5 separate regions of the Mus musculus genome follow, and regions 1, 2, 3 and 5 are each linked to region 4. A link is a loop called in an ENCODE intact Hi-C map of the cell type or tissue named here. Cell type or tissue: heart. All regions are shown on one strand.

Region 1 (4,000 bases), 350 kb before region 4:
CCCTCTTATGGTCTCAGGCTCTTCTTGTGCAAATATAAGCAGGCCAGGGGAATAGCAAGTGTGAATAATGGCTGTGCACTCGGGCAGGACCTGGTGCCAAGTTCGTGCTGATCAAGAATGAGAAACACTGCCCTTCTCCACTCTTTCTCCAGTGCCCTTGGACTGCTCAGTAAGATCCATCTTGGAACATGAATCTAGCTTCTTCTGTTCAAATTCCTCCGCGTCCTAGCACAGTGATCTCCCAAACCAGACCAGGAGTACCTGTGAGAGGGAACGCTCAGGCCCCACTCCAGGCATTCTGACTAGGGGAGTGGGCCCCCACTGCAAGCATTCTTAAGCCTTCTGTGTGACACTGATGCCCTAGAACCAAGTCCAATAGTCTGTTTCTGCTGCACAATTTTCTCATACTCTCCTTTCAGACCTCCTTCCTCTAAGGAGACTTGGTCTTCCAAACCTAGTACTTACTTTCCCAATTTCCCACATTCCAGATTTAACTGGTCTCATCTTTCCTCTTCTACAACATTTCTCCTCTGCTTAAATCCACTCTTCTCTTAAATCCTCTCCTGATGATCCTGGCTTTGGGGAAATCTTTCTTCTCTAAATCAAATTATTCTGAATACTAACTTAGGTGATACCCGGCTCACAGAGGGTGCTTGTTAACTCAACCCAACACCAATCACATTAAAACCAACGGGAGGATCACATAAAAATATAGATACTTGTTCCTTATTCCAGAAAACTCAGATCTCTGTAGAAGACCCGTGGCAATGAATGATTTTAAAGCACTGATTTTAAAGCAATGTTCAACACCTTTCTTACATACAGCAAGACTAAATGTCTACTTTTCCCACATGACATCAATCAGCTGGGGCAAATTCCAACCATTCACTTGCTCCATCCATTCCAAATATATTCTTATGACACCCTCACATTTTGTAATCACCATTTACGTTCCTCATGATTATATAACTTTCCATGTTTATAGTCTCTAATAGGAAACAAAGCCTTAAAAGAACCATCCTAATAAAAATACTATTTCCTTGAATATATTTACTTCGTCAAAGAACTTTCGAGACATTGTAGATAACCCTCCAAACGTTTTGTTTCTCCTGGAAATTGGTTTTCTACTAGCTTAGCCACTTTTTATAGTTTCTTTGTTCTCCAAAATATATGCAAGGGAACTGTTAAGAAAGGCGACAGTAAGAAACCCTTTTCTTAGGCTCTCCTTCATTTTTCAAATGAGAAACATATCTGAAGTTGGCATGTCTTCTGTGGAACGCTACCGGCGCGGTCGCGACGGTGTTTGGCAACCCAGACACCGCTTTGTGACTCCCAGTGAACCCTGCTTTATAACCTGCAAATCTGTATTCCTTCCCCTCTGAGGGGTCTGCTGCTCCCTTCCGCAGGCGGAGCTCCTTAGCACTGAACAGCCTCCGGGCCTGGCTCCTTCCGCGCTGCCCGAGACGAGCTCACAAACCGGCCCACGAGAACCTGACAGCAGCGACTGCGACGCCTTTCTTATGTAAGGAAAAAGCGCTCAGTCCCTTCCAGTCCTTCCTGCAGGCCCCACCACATCCACCCCGCCCCCGACTCAGCCACATCCTCCTCGGCTGCCCCCCGCGAGCCTCCAGGGGGCGCCCCCGACAGCGGGGCTGACCCCGGGCGGAGGACGCACCGCGGCCCCGACTCCTGGCCTCCGCGCGCACCGGGCCCCACACTCACCCTCGCGAGGCCGCGCAGCAGAGCACCGCCCCTTCCGCCCACTGCTCCCGCCCTGCTCGCTCCTTCCGCCGCCGGCGGCACGCAGGCGTAACGCGACGCCCCGCGCAGGCGCAGTCGCTTAGCGAAGGCTGTCCCGCGGCGGGCGCAGGCGCGGGTGGCGGGGTGTGCTTGGGCGGGAAGTGGGTGGTGAGGGCCGCTCTGGGCTCAGCGTTCCCCACCTGGAATGCGTCCTGGCTTCGGCTGGCCCGGCCCAACCCTCAGCGGCCGCGGTGCCCAGGCCCACTCCTTCCGCGCCTGGAAACGTGAGACGGGTCACTGAGGACGACGTAGGCAAACTTTGCAGAGCACGTTGCCACCTGTTGGAGTAGCCGCTCCAGCCCCAGTCGAAATGCACGGCCGAACAATGGCAGTTCTGAGTGGCTCAGGGGCCCACACTTTCTTTAAAACCGATGCACTCGTAGTAATATTTCTTATGCCCCACATCCAGAGGCCTGTGCTCACCACCTCAGCAGTGCCCGGGGAGGTTCGCCAGGCGTGGGCAGGCTCTCCCTTGAAAGCACCTGACCTGGTTCTACCTTGCACTGGGGCTGAATGGTAATTAATTTTTTTATTTGTGTTTTTGAGATAAGGTCTCTCTGGCCGACCTGGAACTCCCTAAAACCATGCTGGTTTACATACTACCTGGCTCTGCCTCACAAATGCTGGGGTTAAAGGTGGGCCCCACCGCGCCACACTGTAGCTAATTTAAAAAAAAAAAAATTACTGAAGTCATGAGACCTACAAATTTCAGGCAGTCCAGAAGGAAAGTGTGTGGAGACAGAGAAAGGTACGATAGTACGTTAAAAACAGGCAGCTTAAACAGCAGCGGTAAGTGCTCCTTTAACTCGTCCACCGTAAGTTTTAAATGTTTAAAAGCAAAGTTGTTGGGACTGGAGCTATGGCTCAGAGATTAACATTAACGTAAGAACATATTGGCTGCTCTTCAAAGGAGCCAGATTGGGTTCCCAGTGCCCACAGGGAGGTTCACAGCCATCCAGTTCCAAAGAAATCACTGCCCTCCTCTGGCCTCTGAGAACACCAGGCACACATGTAGAGCACATTCCTACTTGTAGATACATAAAAATATTTTTGAAAATTAAAAACCAGTGAAACTTTGTACCTAGCAATTATTAAAACATTTACAAAGAAGAAATACAAAATTCATGATACAGTAGTTTTCTTACAATCTGACCTTAACAAATGCTGCACCATGTCTAAGAGCACTGGGAAGGGTTTGGAAATGACCTCGTTATTACAAATATCATATTTAAGTCCATATATTAAGGCTTGGGAATTCACCAACCAACTTACGTAATGCATATAATCTTTTGGTTACTGCTCAGCGCTGTTTGCCATGGTATGTATAAGACTTGTGAGTCTTTGTAATCTGTCAGTTGTGACTTTTTAAATTTTCATTTCAACAAATTTGAGTAGCTGCCAGATACTGTTCAGGCTCCTGGAACGCCTGAGGCTGGCATGCTCAGTCCCTTTACAGCATGGCATCATATTTGCATATAACCTATTTCCATCTTTAATGTGTTTAAAGAACAGGGAGCCAGAGCAGGTGCTATAAGCCTCAGAGAATTGGAAATCACATCAGCTAGGCAACAGAGGGTCAGAATATGGATACTAATCAGATATGCCTTTGTTTCCTTCAAGGGAATTACATGGGAATCTCTTATTGTAATGCATGAACAGAGTAAGTACAGTCATCTATTTGTTTTCTATTACTGCCATAAAAGTTGGTACAAACTTAGCAATTTAAAAGAACAGAAATGTACTGTTTTCTGTAGGTCAGGGTGCAACTAACCCCCTGTGCTGAAGTCAGCTTGTCAGAGGACTTCATTCCTTTCTAGAATCTCAGAGAGAAGAGTGTTAGTTTGTTCTTTCTAGCTTCTAGAAGCCCCTGAGGTGCCTTGGTCTGTAGCCCCTTTCCTCTCCTTTCAAAGGCAGTAGCATCAGTAAAGAGGTCTTTAGTTTTTAGGATTGGTGTAACAAAATTGGGCCCACTTAGGATAATCTCACCATAGCAAGGTCCTTAATCATAGCTCCCACGTTCCTTTGCGTTTTGTAAGAAAATATATTCACAGGCTCTGGTGATGAAAGTGTGGAAATCTGTATTGGGGGAAGCTTTCCCTACCACACCTCTGGCCCCCAAAGAGTCATAATGTTCTTATGCAAAATTCATTCAGTCCTTGTTCCCAGAGGAACTGCATAGTTTCAAAGCATTACAACATCT
Region 2 (4,000 bases), 55 kb before region 4:
GAATCACCTCTACTCTTATATTTGGGCGTGTGACCTTACACTGGTGCACTTGGAAACTTTTGATGTGTTTCTTTCTGTTCCTTCCTTGAGCCTTCACTGGTGAGGTCATCCTTGTCTGTCAGCAGATCCTTGATTAGAAGCCAAATCTAGAGTAGTGGGTTGGAATTCCTATCCCAGGGTGATATCGAGGACCCCACGGGGTCATTCACAGAGCAATTAGGCAGCTTGGCTAAATTTTTTATTATGAGATTATATCTGTGCTCCTCCCATTGCCGCAGCTTCCTACAAAGCTGAATCTCCAAGGAGACATCATATGGGACTGCCCTTTTTTTCAGCATCTACTCGTGAAAAGGAAGGAGTTTTCTCCGTCCACCAGGAGGAGCTAAAAGTCCTAGCCGGCACAGATGCCCTCAGCTTTCTCCAGAAACTAACCTCAGCCTACTTGCTTAGTCATTTTTTGGTTCTGTTCCCACTTAGGTGATAGTTGTTTTATTGTTCAATCCAGCTATATATTTATTCTTTTCTCCTTTGATTTTGATATAGCTTTGTTTGATTTTGTATATAATTTGGAAATATGTGTATGAAGCAGAGTAGGTTAGCAAAGCTTAAATGAAATTCAACATTTGCCAAGAAGTTGTACTGCCAGGCTCCATCTTCCCTTTCGTTACCTTCTCCCCTCCTCCTCCTCCTTCTCTTCTTCTTCCTCCTCCTCTTCCCTTGGTTTTTGTTTGTTAGTTTGTTGGTTTGTTTTAAGACAGGGTTTCTCTATGTAGCCCTGACTGTCCTGGAACTCACTCTGTAGACCAGGCTAGCCTTGAACTCGCCTGCATCTGTCTCCCAAGTGCTGGGATTAAAGGCATGTGTTGCCACCCCTACCCTTATTCTTGAGGGCTTCTTCCTGGAGTTATTCACCCTATCCTCTTGGAGTTTTTTTTCTCCTAGACCACTGCTGTTATTCTGCAAGTGGACTGATGCATTCTCTATTCTGCTTACAAGCACTCCTTGGACTTCAAATCTTTCTCCAGCTACTTCCTATCACCCTGTTCTCCTCCTACCACAACTCTGCACAGAGCTCTCTATGCTCAGTGTTTTCATGCTCTTGGTCATCCTTCTTTTTCTAGTTCATTCCAACCTCCAGTTCATCCCTGAGACTTGGTACAGCGGCAGTGATTTGGTCTTCTTCACTTCAAGTTGTCAAGCAAGCATCCCCATAGAGAGTGAACAGACTGGCGGCTCAGCCCATGGCAGGGCATTTTAATGTAGAACCCTACTATATACTGATGTTATGAGAAAGAGCCCTAGGTGCTTACCTTTGTTTTTGTTTACATCTCTCTCTTCTTCCTTAGTATCAAACTTAAAGTTTAGCTGACCATATTAATGCCTAAAATTAAGCCTACAGTTACATCCTTCTATGAACAACACATGGCTGGCTCTAGTTATTGGCTCTAGTTATTGAACCAATGAAACAAACAAGAGAAGAAGTTTTGGAATAAGGGGGAGGGCTAGAGGAACCTCTAAGAACAGTGTCCTGAAGGGGTTGGTCCGTTTGGGAGGTGTCATTTCTAGGTTTCTCCTGCCCTAAGCATGTGTGTGATGCCTCTGGACAACTTAGGGATGACAGACTGTAAGGTAGACCAGTTGCCAGATCTTTACTGTTCTATATATTGATTTGAACTTTGATCTATGATATATGAGGCCAAACTTGGTGACCGACTGCCTTCCCAGTAAGAAATTCAGCAGAAAATAAATCCACAAATATAATTTTTAAATGAAATTTACTGAGTTGAAAGCTGTTTAAAGTTAATATTAAGTTAATGTTAGATAAAGATATAACTCCAGTCTGAATAGCTGAGCCTAAAAGATTTACAGTGTTCCATGGAAACTTTACTACATCAACAAGACCAAAAGGGGTTTGTTGCTCTCCTATGGCAACAAGTAGCTCACTGAGAAGGAGCTCTGCTGACCCCTTCTGGGAGAATGAGTGTGGACATCTTAACAAAGGGCCAGACTTTTCTGGGGGAAGAGTTATTACAGATTCAAGAACAGAGAGGGCTAGCCAGGTGGCTCAGTTGGTAAACACGCTTCCTCTCCAGCCTGGAAGTCAGATCCCCAGGAGCCACATCCTGGGACGAGAACTAAAGCCTGTCCTAGGACTTTCACAGGCGTGCTGTGACACATTGACTCACACACAAAAGAGAAATAAGTAAAATGTGTTTTTTTAAAAACATAGAGGAATGAAGATTAAAACAAGGAAAGAAAACCAGTACAAGAGCCAGTAAGAAAGGGCGGGAGTCCAACATCGTTCTTTTGAAAAAACTAGAGCAAAATAGGGACAATCACAGCAAGAAACGCTATGTCAGTCACTGCCAGATGCGGAGAGAACTGATTTAAGTAACACTGTGCCACACTTCTGAGAACTATAAAGAACTATCAAACTCAAAATATCCTCATGTGGGATAGAGAGATGGCTCAGAGGTTAAGAGCACTTATTATGAGCTGGAAATATCGCTCATCAGTTGAGAGCACTGACTGCTCTTCCAGAGCACCCAGGTTCAATTCCCAGTAACTACATGGCCGCTCACAAGCGTCTATAACGCCAAGATCTGACACTCTCACACAGACATACTTGTAGGCAAAACACCAATGTGAATAAAATTAAGAGAGAGAGAGAGAGAGAGAGAGAGAGAGAGAGAAACCCAAAGTTTGGTTCCCAGCACCCATATGGTGACTTGCAACCATCTGTAATTCCAGTTCTAAGGGATTTGACACTCTCTTCTGACCTCCACACCTACCAGTTATATACCTGGTACATATACATACATGCAAGCAAAATACCCATATACACATAAAATAAAGAAAGAAGTTTGGGAGGTGATGTGAGACAGGGTCTCACTATATTAAACCAGGCTGTCCTGGAACTCACTATGTAGACCATGCTGGCCTCAAACTCACAGAGATCCTCCTGCCTCTAACACCACCACCATTTAAAGGTACCATCATGCCTGGCAATAAATAAAATTTAAATATATTACTACAAGGAATAAGTGTGATATTTTCTGTATATCCATGCATATGAATTTATGCAAAGTGGTTTGATGAATTAGATATATAATAAGATGTGTGTGTTATGCTTAGTCTAAATTATTTCACTTTTGACTCTAACTAGGACAGTATGGCTGTTTTTTAGGATTTTAACAGCACATGAAATTCAAGATAGTAAATTAAGTAGAGGTTTGGGTTCTAGGATCCTTTTCATGGAACACAAGTCTCCTAAGAATTTATAGATCTAGCTGGGCAGTGGTGGAGCATGCTTTTAATCCCAGTACATGGGAACCAGAGGCAGGCAGATTTCTGAGTTCGAGGCCAGCCTGGTCTACAGAGTAAGTTCCAGGACAGCCAGGGCTACAAAGAGAAACCCTGTCTCCAAAAAAACCAAAACAACAACAAAAAAATTCACAGATCTACATATGTTAAGATTCTATACTAGAAGACGATAATTTTTTCAGATTTTCAAGTCATCATCTTCTCTCTCCCTCCCCTTCCTACAATGCATTACTTGACAACAGAGATATGTTCTGAGAATCATGTAATTCTGCAAACATCATAAAGTATACCTACTTACACAAGCTAAGATGGCTCTGGGGCCACTGCGGGAGAGCTGTGTGTCACTGACCCAAAGAGGCAAATGACACAGAACCTCGCCACCCCCCCCACGTGTGTGTGTGTGTGTGTGTGTTTGTGTGTGTGTGTGTGTGTGTGGTGTGTGTGTGTGTGTGTGTGTGTGTGGTGTGTTTGTGTGTGTGTATGTGTGTGTGTATGTGGTGTGTGTGTGTGTGTGTGTGTGTGGTGTGTGTGTGTGTGTGTGTGTGTGTGTGTGTGTGTAAAATTATGAATTTGCTTGCATTGTTGAACATATTACCTATGGTGACAGGAAGCCAGCAAACAACGCTAAACTGGTCCTTTACATCCCATAATCCCTCTCTTGCTTGATAAAGGCTTA
Region 3 (4,000 bases), 67 kb after region 4:
TCTTAAAGGTGTGCTTTTGGGCTCTCTGCTCCTCCCAGGTCCAGAGACAGATGCACCTTCTTAGACAGTGCCAGCCTTTTCCCTGAAACATGATGGTGAAGGTTGGAGTGAACAGATCTGGCCATATTGGATGCCTGGACTGCATGTTTGCCTTCAACTCTGGTAACATGCAACATGGGTACTGTTGCTATCAATGATCTCATCATTGAAGTCAACTATATGCAATCCAATGTCCAGTGTGATTATAACCATGGTACTTTACACAGTAGAGTCAAGGCTGGGAATGGGAAACTTTTCTCGACAGGAAGGCCACGTCCATCTTTCAGGAGTGTGATCTACCAGCACCAACAGGGTTACGCTGGTGCTGAGGTACCTTGATTATCATGGAGAAGGCTGCAGCCCACTCAAAGGGTGGAGCTGAAAAGGCTGATGCCCCTGTGTTTGTGAAGGGCATTAACCATAAGGATGAATAACTCACTCAAGAGCATCAGTAATCAATCCCTCCTTCACCACCAACTGCTTAGTCCCCATGGTCAAGGTCATCCTTGACAACTTTGGTATCACTGAAGAACTCAGAACTATAGTCACACCATCATTCCACCCAGACTGTAGATGGCCCCTCTGGGGAACTGTGATGATGGACATGATAGAACATCATCTTTGCATACATTGGCTTCAAGGCTGTGGGCAAGGTCCTCTCAGAGCTGAATAGGAAGCTCACTGACATGGACTTCCACAGTCCTACTGCTGATGTGTCCATAGTAGACCTGACCTGCTGCTACCTGGAGAAAGCTCACAATTAAGACAACATCAAGAAGGTCGTGAAGCAAACAGTGGAGGGAGGTCTAAAGGACATCTATTCTAGGTTATAATGAGAACTGGGTTGTCTCCTGTGACTTCAATAGCAGAACTACTCCCTCTTTCATCTTTGGGCTGGGACTGACACTGGTCTCAACAGGCACTTTGCCAAGCTCATTTTCAGGTATGACTTTGAATGTGATGGACCTCAGAGTCTACATGATCTCCAAGGAATAACAGATCCCAAACTACCCACCTCAGCAGGAACAAGAGAAGAGAGTTGCTGTGGAGTTCCTGCCCTAACAAATGCCCAATACACTTACTTCTCCTCATAGTTTTTATGTTAGATGCCTTCAAAAGAAAGAGAGGGGCTTAGAGAATCCTAACATCTTACAAACTACCATTAAAGTTCTTTGGAACTCCCAAATAAAATAAATAAATAAATAAATAGAGTTTGGTTTGTGGACCACTAAGATTGTACAGTAGGTAAAGGTACTTGCCACCAAATCAGATAATCTGAGTTTGATCCCTGGAACCTACAGTGTATAAGAACTGACACCTGCATATTGTCCTCCAATCTCCACATGTACACGGTGGCACAGGCGTCCCCAAACAGGAACACACACACATGTACACACACTCAAGATTACAAAATAAACAAAAGTAAAAACTTAGGCGGGTGGTGGTGGTGCATTTGGGAGGCAGAGTCAAGCAAATCTCTGAGTTCTAGGCTAGCCTGGTTTACAGTGTGACTTCTAAGATGGCCAGAGTGGTCTATTAAATTAAAGAAGTAATAATACTGTTCTAAGAAGATTGCTTTCTTAAATTTCTTTTTAATTTATCTACCCTATACTTCTGTCTTTTTAAAAAATTTTAAAGTCCTAAAAATTTTCACATTCTATTTTTGACTCAACAAACAAATATCACTTACCTTAATACAAATACCACAACCAATACAGAGAGTTTCAGAAATCCATGCTATTTTGCTCTGGGGTGTAACTTCTATGCACAATTTTCCTGGCAAAGACAAATAATTTCCTTTATCTTTTAGAATACTTTTAAGATCGCCATTTAGAAAGTACCCCTTTCAAAGTCTCACACAAAAGTTTCAATGATAATGATTTAAATCAGAGTTTGGTAGGACAGATTCTGAATTAAATATCCAGGTTTATCAACTATGTATTCTTATCAAGCAATAAACAAATGGCCAATGTATTTTGTCCAATACCAGTAAAAATATGGTAAACCCCGAAACAACATTATGAGTAAGCTGACTGGCTTCAGTTTGGTTTTGGTGCTTTGGATGCAACTGGAGCTATGCATTCACTAGCTGCCTTATAAAAGAAATCATGTCACCAGGCAGTGGTGGCACATGCCTTTGATCCCAGCACTTGGGAGGCAGAGGCCAGCCTGCTCTACAGAGTTAGTTCCAGGACAGCCAGGGCTACTTGAAAAAAACCAACACCCCCCTCCCAAAGAAAGCATGTCTTAGCAATGAAAGGCACACCATAGAAAGGAATAAATTATTTCAGTGAGGTAAATGAAACCATAAAAAGCTATGCTTTTTTCTAGTACACAGACAAAATTCAGTACAGTATTTGAGACATTAATGACTGAATTTCTGAAAACCATGGGAGATACTAACAGATAATACCTACAGGTTCTCTTCCGACTTGGTAAGTCTAGAAGGTCACTACTACGGGGCAGCAGTCATGTAACATAACACTGAAGACGGTCAACAACTTGTCACCTCTGAATTGTTACATTTACTCCATCCTGAAAACCTAGCAATACCCCACAAAATGTCTGTCTTAAAACAACATCTAATGGAAGGACCCTGGCAATCCTTCCCCTTGACTCACCTATCTGCAGGACTGCAAGGAGTACAGTGAACTTTGGCTTGACTTTTTACAATCTTAACAATTACATTCTATAATTCCTTTCAAAAGGATAATTTAAAATCAATAAAAGTTTAGAATTCTAAATTTCTCACTTTTGTAGCTCAAAGAAACCACCAGTGATTAACTATCACAGTATCTGCTAAGCCCCTAGGAAGCTTCCAAACCCATCTGCTCTTCTACAGCTGCTTTCTACTCTTGGATGCCGACAGAGCCACTTACCCATCCGAACCACAGGGCAACTCTTTTTGCACTCCTGTCGACATTTCTTAGGTTTGCATTTGTCGTGGTTGACAATAGCAATTCTTGTTAATTTGTCTGCCATAATTGTAACAAAGAATATCCAGTTCTTCTATTAAAGAAAAACAAACAAAATTATAGCAAATTCTGTAATATTGAGAAATAATTTATGGGTATAAAAGGAGGACACATCATATGGAGTTCCTATGTTCATTTGGAAAATTAAAGAAAAATTAGAAACAGAAAAATAATCTATTTAGTTTGGAAAACAAAATTTTACACAGCGAAGTTAGATTATAAAACAGGTGCCACTTAAAATACCACAAAAAATTCCTAGAAAGATACTTAATGTATACACAGAAAAAAAAAAAACCTCAAAAACACTAAGTCACAAAAGACCTAATCAAATAACGTATGTTATCTCAGTTTTTATAATAAAAAGTTAATATCAAAGAAATTTAATTCTCTGTAATTTATATAAACAATTAAATCTCTTGGGTAAAAATAAACTATATATACCAAAGCTCTTTTTGGAAAAAATAATCAGGAATATTAAAACAGCAAGAATGGAAAATACATGACAGATTAAAAAATTATATGAGGCCTCAATGATTAATACTGATACCATTGTATGAATATAAATCTATAAACCAAATTATATATGAACACACCCACACCAAAATCATGAATTCATTTTCTTTTATCTTTCCGAGACAGGGTTTCTCTGTGTAGCCTTGGCTGTCCTGGAACTCACTTTGTAGACCAGGCTGGCCTTGAACTCAGAAATCTGCCTGCCTCAGCCTCCCAAGTGCTGGGATTAAAGGCGTGCACCGCCACTGCCCAGCCATGAACTTATTTTCTTATCCAACCGACTATAATGACTACTACTGATGGAAAGTGGGAAATGCTTATTAGAGTTATGAGCATCATGCTACAGCCCAGGTTTTTATGTAGTAGCAATGTTGTATACATACTTACTATGTCTTAAAGACTTTTCTATATAACGCCTATAGAGAATTAAGATCAGATCAAATTTACAATCTTTATAATATTTGGTTTAGTGT
Region 4 (4,000 bases):
TATTTTCTAAAAATAGCACATTTATAGGAATATTTAAATATTAATAGCTTACATTTTAAGTAACGTGTTGCAATCCTACCACCTGGCATGTCTTGGCACCATTCCCAAGAATGCCTACACCTTTAAACCTAAGGTAATTTACCACTTTTCTTTTTCCAACACAACGTCAAGACCGAAGTTCTAATAAATTTAAATGATACGAGATGCTATTGTATGCTAGTAAAATAAAATTCTGACGTCCCAAGAGGTTAAGTTCCGGATTCGCAAACCCAATTGGACTGCTCAGGTCGGATTCCCCGTAGCGTTATCACCGAATTAAAAAAAAAAAAAAAAAAAAAAAAAAGAAGTAATTTCTTCTAACAGGGACAGCTCTTTGTGTGGCAGAGCGCAGCTGCTGTGACAGAATGAGCAGGCATGCCCTTGGCAAAGCCAGATCTTGTCAGAGTGTGAGCTGTCCCAATTTCAATCAACTGTCAACGCTTCATTGAGGGTCAAAATGGCTTAGGCTGGCGGCTCCAAGGGCCTCGGGTGAGGTGCCCGGTTTTCTGCTCTAAGCGTTTAGCCACCCCTAAGAAAACGCTAGGAGGGGAGGCCCTGAGTGGGGTGCGGACAGGTGCGTCCTCTGGAACTACACAAAGGGCCGGCGGCACCGCCACTGAGCCCCTAGCAACTGCACGCAAGCTGCGCTCGCGCGCTTTCCGCCGCCCCACGGCGCTCAGGGCGGGAGGCTCGCCGGGAGGGCGGGGCAGCGCGCGCAGGTCAGCGGCGTAAGCGACAGACACCCTCGGGCCTGCTCGCGGACGCGGCCTGGGAAGCGCGAAGGCAGTTCTAGGTTCGGCACCGCTAGCATTGTAGGGATTTGTAGTCCGCGAGCCCGTGGGGCACCTCCCCTCCGGGTAGGCCGACCCAGGCGTCCCCGCCCTCTGCACGAGGACTTCCTGCCGCGGCTTAAACTACAACTCCCGTCGTCCGCTGCGCCGAGGGCTGAAAGCGAAAACAAATTCTAGGCTGCGAGGTTGCTGCCCTCCGCCCGGCGCCCCTTCCCGCTCCCCGCCCCTCAGGCGCCCTCCGGCGAGGTGGGGAGACGAGCGGCCGTGGCTTTCTCTCCGCGTTTCCTCGGTTCTCGGCGTGGGGTGCGTGCGGGAGACGCAGGCCTCGCTTAATCTCAGCCGGGCGCGCCGCCGGGGCTTTTCTCGCCTCACACCGGTCGAGACCCGGAAACTTGTGGGGGCGGCGACCCCCGGGCTGCCCGCGGGCGCGTGTCCCTCCGCGGAGGCGGCCGCGTGCGGATGGCCATGCACTAGGCTGGGCTCACCTATGCTCCGGGAGAGCGCCGGCCACCGCCTCGGGCCGCTGCCGCCACCGCCTCTTCCTGCCGCCGCTCGCCGTGTCCGCGTCGGAGCCGGAGCCCGAGCCGCAGCCTGCCCCAGGCCCGGGCGTCGAGCAGCCGGCGGCGCGGCCATGTGGGGCTAGTTCGCCCCGCGCACGCTGCAGCGGACCGGCAACATGGAGGCAGCCGTCGGCGCGCCCGACGGCGTGGACCAGGGCGGCGTGGGGCCGCTGGAGGATGAGACGCCCATGGACGCCTATCTGCGCAAACTGGGCTTGTATCGGAAATTGGTCGCCAAGGACGGGTCGTGCTTGTTCCGGGCTGTGGCCGAGCAGGTAAAGGACCCGGGCCGGAGCCGGGCGGGCGCGGGGCTGGGTGCGACATGCCGCCCGCAGCTGCCTGGCCGCCCACGGCGGGGCTGCGCGTGGCTCGCTGTCGTCACAGCGGCCCATTGTAACGCCGGCACGGGACCGAGTGAGGACATCTCGGGCGGCCTGCTCGCAGCCTGACCGCCAGGGACCCAGCGACATGCTGTTTTTGAGTTGTGTTCCGCGTTCACCTGCGCTCAGTTTTTAGCAGCCGAGTGTTCCCACTAGTTAACCTCATGTTTACTGGAGGAGGTGCGGCACTCAGTGTGACTGCTTCACATTTTTTTTTTCCTGTTGCTGGACTTTGGAATGCGGGGTAGTCGGTCTCACCGGTGTCACTCGAAACAGGCGGCCAACTTTGCTGTTTAAGGAAAGCAGTCTTCCTGTATAGGGTCTTCCCAGTGACTTAATCTTGAGTAGGTCCCATACTATACTATGTTGGAATCAGGCAAGAATTTACTCTTCTAAAGGCCTTTAAGTAATAGGATGGATTTTCAGTATAGGCACATGTCGGGTTTTTTTTTTTGTTTCCGTTTTTTGTTTTGTTTTCCTTATTGGTCAAAAATTATTCCCAGTACAGATCGAACATTTTACCAAAGAGAAGTGAGTTAGAACTCAGGAGTGGGACGAGTTCCAGGGAAGAATACTCAAGGCTTTTCTTTTTTGAGAGCGAGCCCTTTTCCCCATGTTATGTAATCAGATGTAGGTGTGGGGTCACCAAAACCCATCCTATATTTGAAGACTAGCTGCTAAAGTAGTTGGATTAAAAAAGTTTCACATTACTGCTCCAGTTTGTATTTCATACCATTTACAGTTTGCTTTCCTTTGGCTTAATCTGGAGTTTTTATGGTTTTGTCCCCTCCCGCCCGCCCCCTTTTGTGAGCTAACTAGCTTTTAAGATTTCTGTTTTAGAATCACCAGGCTATGTATTTTTCAGAGTATGTAAATATGGAACACTTTGCACTTATGACAGGTATGTCCATTGAAACATTCTTTGATGCTTCCCAAACCATCCTACCATTTGATATCTCTTATTTTCAGAAATGTAGGAAGCTCCAGTGTGGGTGCTGTTTCCAGCCCAGTCTTTACTGTTACATAGGTAAACAGTCTGCTCCATTTGTGAGTTTTCCAGATGAAGAAGATTGTCTCCTTGTCTCAGCCTTCTTGGCCTCTAGCACCTCTAGAAGCTGAAGAGGGGAAGTGAAGTCATCCCATGGTGTCGGTTTATATTATAGTGCATTAGCAAGTTTGTGGAGGATGGAGGTAGAGGTTAGTGTTTGGAGTTGAGTTATCCAGGCCTATTTAAAGTGAGACAGAAAGGTGTGTTTCTGCCCATGAGACATGCCACAGATCCTTGGGGATAGAAGAGCAGCTTGGGGGACTCAGTGTCTGCACAGTGGGCAAGAGCTAGTTGCACTAAACTCATTGATGGGGGTAAACTCCGTTTCAGCCTTGGGATCTGGGTTAGTCTTAAAGGACCTAACCTTTACAAATTTGGGGACGCTTTATTTTGAATATATTGAGCCTACATCTAGGGGAAGCAACATAAGTATTCCAGTAGATCCAGACTGAGTGAGGAAGTAATGGTGAGGAAGAATGTGTTAGCCTCCGCTGCCTTTAAAAGTCTGTAGGAAGGATTTGTTTTAGTGGAATTTCTTTTCTGGTAAATAGTTCAATAAATATTTTTAAGAGTCAGGAAGCTAAATAGTCCTAAGAGAAGAGGATTCGAGCGCGCTTGAGATTAGCCTTTTCCCCTTCAGATTACCTGATTTAGAGATGCTTTTTCCTTTTTTTTTTTCTTTTTTCTTTTCACTTGTGGATTTGGGCCTGCAGGAAGCCTGACCTGAATCAGCTCCTAGCCTTGTAGCTAAAAATAGGGCACTCTTAGAGGACTTGCTAAAACAGTGTCTCAGCCTTTCCCTGTGTTTATCACTACCTTGTTTTAAAGCTTCTACCTTTAGCCTATTTTCATGGAGCAACATAGCAGACCACTTGAATTTTGAGTGTCCAGGGATTGAGAAGTAATTTACTATTTGAAGAGTTGTCATTTCAGTCTTGCTTTTTTTGCATTGTTTGACTTACTAAATTATCAATATTCTACACTTCATGTACATTGATGAGAGTTTTGCATCTGGATTGCAGGTTCAGGTTGATGACATGTTCTAAAATCTTTGTTAAAAGGAGAAAAAACAGATACTTGTGATGTAGTTACTGATGAGAAGTGAGCTTTACTAATTTCTGCCTGCCACCTGTTGTTAGGTGAATGGCTTGAACACAAACCGGAGGCGCCTTGCTGACAGGC
Region 5 (4,000 bases), 240 kb before region 4:
CTCTTCTCTTCCCAGTGCCATCCTGGCCACCTCCATCTTGCAGATCAGTCTGGACACAGCTTCACCTGAGTGTATGGCCATACCCTCCCTGGACAGCCCTTCCCAGAGACGTCCATGCAGCTTTGCCCATCCGCACCCGCGCCATCACTCATAGCGTGCCGTGAGGCCCTCCCTGGCCAGTGTCTGACATTCACTTGTACTACTCAGTTCCATGCTCAAATGTGCTCTTTCTTGCTGCTAGCATGCTTGGTCACCCTTCCTTTATTGTTAGTAGATATCTTAGCTAACCAGAGAAATGGGATAACTCATGCTTTTGAGGTTTTGGCTTGTTTGTTTTTGCCTGCTTCCATTCCTCAGTGCCATCAGAGCCTAGCTTCTTTAGCCTTCCAATGTACACTGAAAAGCAGCACTCCTCCAGGCCTTCAGCCACAGGCTCGAACTAACGGAGCATCCAGCCTGTGTACTGCCAGCTAATGACTCCCTATAGTGCTGATGACCGTGGTTGGATTGCCCACACCCTTCACACAATCCAATTGAATAAATTCCTTTCATAACATATATTTATCATATTCTGTTCTTCCAGAAACCCTTGACTAATACAGTTCCCGTCCCTCCTAGCAGAGGAAAGGGCAGTTCTGCTTCACAGACTCGTGGAACATCAGAAGCCAGAACAGTAGTGCAGGGAGAAGAAGCCAAGGCTGGGAGGGAAGGCGGGGAGGCCCAGGTGTACCAGACTAGCAGGTGCAGAGGTGTGAGCGCCAGGGAGGTCTTGTCCTGCTTCCCCCTCTCTATGAACAGACCCAGGACTGCTTCCAGAGAATGGGACAGGGTGTCTGGGAGGCTAGTGGGTAGATGAGAGGCGAGTTCCAGACTGTCATCTTCTCAGAGTCAGAAAGCACAGGAAGTAGGGAAATATGGTGGAAATGCCAGGCCACACTGCTGAGTACCCATCTGAGGTTAGCCATCAAAACTTAAAGCAAACCCAGGCAGCCAGCTTCACTTAACTGAAGCCGGACCAGTTAAGTGTCCCAAAAGCTGGGACTCTGCCAGTGAGTGTGATGGAAGGGAGTCAGGCACTAGAGGGCAGAGACAAAGGAGTGACCACAAGCACTGAGTGGTGATGAGCAAGGAGAGAGGGTGACATGATGGGACGGTGATAGGATCTGTGGATTGCCGGTCTCTGTGGGGCTTGTGGGTCTCTCAAGTTGAGGGCCATTCTCAAAGAACAGTTTGAGAAAGGGGCGCTTGAATGCTGGGACAGTTTGGAGGTAATTGCGCCCCCCCCCCCCAGGCCTGGGGGTGTGTGTGGCACTACTTGTTGAAGTAGGTGTGGCCTTGTTGGAGGAAGTGTGTCACTGTGGAGGTGGGGCTTTGAGGTCTTCTATATGCTCAAGCCACTCACAGTGGGACAGCTTCCTTCTGCTGCCTACAGATCAAGACGTGGAACTCTTGGCCTCTCCAGCACCATGTCTGCCATGCTTCCTGCCATGAGGATAATGGACTAGACCTCTGAAACTGTAAGCCAGCTCCAGTTAGATATTTTCCTTTATAAGAGTTGCTGTGGTCATGATGTCTCTTCACGGCAATAAAGCCTAAGTAAGGCAGAGTTTACTGAGCTGGAGGACACAAGACTAAACCCTGGAAAGGCCTGGTCTCAGTCTCAGCACATCCCCATGAAGTACAGGACATCCTCAGAATCTTTAGATGACACCATAACCTACTGAATTACGGGTGTGAGGAGGGCGGTGAAGACAGCTGCAGATTTTGTGTTCGCTGTTTGCCTGGCATTGTTTTAAGCCCTCTGTACAAGTTATTAATCCCTCAAGCAACACACGGAGGAGCCAGAAAGTTGACTCAGTAGTTTGGAGCACATAGTACCCTTGCAGAGGACCTGAGCTTGGTTCCTAGCGTCTACACTGGGTAGCTTCCATCATCCTGCACAGCTAACTCCGGGAGATCTGACGCCCTCTTCTGGCCACCACAGATGCCTACATGCAAGTGATCAGGCCCTCCCACATACATACATATAATTAACAATAAAAATAAATCCTTCTAATATGGATGTCATTATTTCTGTTTTGCAGATGAAGAGCTAATGTGCCAACTGCTAAGTGACTTGCCGCTGGTCCCACAAGTGTGCTGATGCCCTCATGGTCCTCAACATGGCCTCTCCTTGTAGCCTGCATACAACAGGTAGGCCTTTTCCCAGATTTTCACAGTGCTGTGCTTAGAGGAGTTTCTGTCTCCAAGCCAAGAGTTTTAGACAAACACACATCAACAGAACAATGAGTTTTTGAAAGTGACTGTATGATCTTTTTAAATTTTTCAATAGTTTTGTGTTCAGTGGCAATCTCCCTTTGGTAGGTCTGTGTCCATTGAGACAGAAGAAGAATGAGTTTGCCTACTTTTAATACAATGCCTGAAGAAGCCATGGCTTATGGAAGACCCAAGGGAGAAGGCCAGGGGCTGTGAGACAACTCAAAGTCATTAAAACAGAGTACTCTGCCAGTCTCCTGGCTTTTCTTTCTTGGCTAGTTACAGATGGCCGCTGCAGCCTCGGTAGAAGAGGAGATCTGAGCCTGAAACTCCTTTAAGAAAGCTGCTACTTACCAGTACCACCTGTGACTGGCTGTCACCACTCCTACAGTCTCTGCCAGCACTCTCTGCCAGCCACTCTCCTGCGGTCGTTCCTATCTTCGAGGAAGAGTGGAGAATATCCTTTTAAAATCTGGATCCTTTTCCCCGTGGAAGAAGGTGGAGGGTAAATACAGCAATGTGCTCAGACGGCTTGCCCCGGATCATGAGCCTTGGAGGGTATGTGTGGGCAGGGGCGGGGGTATGTACTATGTGTGCACATGCCTATATTCAAATGTGCTTCCATACTTACTGTTAGGGATCTTTCTCTATCACAGTCCGTTTTTCTGTGACACTTTTCCTGGCCAAATCTTAAGCCCACCCTTTCATCTAAGATGACTGGCTAGAGAGCTCTTGAGATCTATCTGTCTCTACACGTCCCATCCCCCACCCCCAACCTGTGGTTACCTGCATGGGCAGCCATAGGCTTTACATGGGTGCTGAAAAATCAAACTGGGGTCCTTTTGGTACAGCAAGCACCCTTACCTACAAACCTGTCCTACCAGGCCCAGTTTGCAAGTCTTTTACAGACCTATTTAGCGAGTTACTCATGGTGCTAATGAATACATCAACAACAAAATGAACAAATGCCACCGTGAGCTAAGGTCCTTCCGGCTCTCTTTAGAAAGCTGGTTGTTAAACATTTACCAGCACACCACAATCAGGCAAGCTACCAGGACTTCCTGCTGCAAAAGGCTCCCCTCCCCCCTTCATCAGTTATTTCTGACTTGTGAGTCCGTTGTATTAATGATCAAGCAGATAAACTTTGAAGTGTTCACCATAATATGCCCCCTTCTTCCTTACATAATGGTTCTAGGCTCATCCATTTTTATTGACTTCTATTCTTCCCTTAGAGAATGTTCAGCGGTCTTTGCTAAGTATGTTAGTAGATCCTTACAGCTGTTGACATTTCTGTTCAAGGGAGTTGTTGTTCTTTTGGTTTCTGTTTGTTTGTTTTTAGGCTTTTCTAGACAGGATTTTTCTAGGTAGCCCTGGAACTGACTCTGTAGACTAGGCTGACCTTGAACTCACAAAGACCAGCCTGCCTCTGCCTCCCGAGTGCTGGGACTAAAGTGTGTACCACCACCACCAGGCTCTAAAGGTTTTTTGGTTTGTTTTTTTTTTTTTTAAATATCCTGAAATACTATTCTAGTAAGATTCAAGCACGCTCAGAAAATGCCTCTGATTTTAAGTTCAAGCTGTCACTAAGACAATTCAGTTTTCTAAGTGAAGGGGTAATCTGACTCAAGCATGTCACACCATTTAAAATGATTTCTGCTTTCAAAAACCATTCCTGTGCCTTTACCCAGCACTTTGGAGACAGAGGCAGGCAGATCTCTAAGAGTTCCAGGTAAGTCTGGTCTAT

The links. Peaks named below come from ENCODE experiments on the same cell type or tissue, not always from the same donor. Only the 100,000 strongest peaks of a DNase experiment are listed, where the experiment ranks them.
Region 1: a loop joins it to region 4, with 13 times the contacts of the local background. A loop is called at or near these places in 10 of 42 quality-filtered maps.
Region 2: a loop joins it to region 4, with 4 times the contacts of the local background. A loop is called at or near these places in 6 of 42 quality-filtered maps.
Region 3: it touches region 4 in a loop (2.6-fold over the local background); 12 of 42 quality-filtered maps call a loop at or near these places.
Region 5: it touches region 4 in a loop (2.5-fold over the local background); 4 of 42 quality-filtered maps call a loop at or near these places.

Annotation. Positions count from the first base shown.
Region 1 is chr8:79,293,192-79,297,191 of GRCm38, forward strand. Mmaa (methylmalonic aciduria (cobalamin deficiency) type A) reads right to left here and starts at 1,770. Exons shown (of 7, transcript NM_133823.5): 1 at 1,723-1,770. It overlaps Gm4890 (predicted gene 4890), which reads left to right and starts at 1,887. Exons shown (of 2, transcript NR_045823.1): 1 at 1,887-2,316. In heart, a CTCF peak has its summit at 1,630 (motif pointing right); a DNase peak (open chromatin) is centred at 1,760; H3K4me3 peaks cover 2,789 bases; H3K27ac peaks cover 2,784 bases.
Region 2 is chr8:79,583,201-79,587,200 of GRCm38, forward strand. No RefSeq gene overlaps it. Among named protein-coding and RNA genes, the nearest start is that of Otud4, 54 kb to the right of the region's middle. In heart, CTCF peaks have their summits at 373 (motif pointing right) and 1,967 (motif pointing left); no DNase peak of the experiment used is centred here.
Region 3 is chr8:79,705,505-79,709,504 of GRCm38, forward strand. Abce1 (ATP-binding cassette, sub-family E (OABP), member 1) reads right to left here. Exons shown (of 18, transcript NM_015751.2): 2 at 2,919-3,048; 3 at 1,730-1,815. The coding sequence starts at 3,021. Among named protein-coding and RNA genes, the nearest start is that of Abce1, 4.2 kb to the right of the region's middle. In heart, no CTCF peak of the experiment used is centred here; no DNase peak of the experiment used is centred here.
Region 4 is chr8:79,638,400-79,642,399 of GRCm38, forward strand. It overlaps Gm51579, which reads right to left and starts at 1,506. Exons shown (of 1, transcript XM_030243905.1): 1 at 1-1,506. The coding sequence starts at 1,463. The coding sequence ends at 954. Otud4 (OTU domain containing 4) reads left to right here and starts at 1,277. Exons shown (of 21, transcript NM_001256033.1): 1 at 1,277-1,665. The coding sequence starts at 1,507. In heart, CTCF peaks have their summits at 1,024 and 1,836; DNase peaks (open chromatin) are centred at 862 and 1,742; H3K4me3 peaks cover 4,000 bases; H3K27ac peaks cover 3,732 bases.
Region 5 is chr8:79,402,060-79,406,059 of GRCm38, forward strand. Gm51578 (a long non-coding RNA gene) reads right to left here and starts at 3,242. Exons shown (of 3, transcript XR_003947567.1): 1 at 3,043-3,242; 2 at 2,611-2,694. In heart, a CTCF peak has its summit at 1,992 (motif pointing left); no DNase peak of the experiment used is centred here.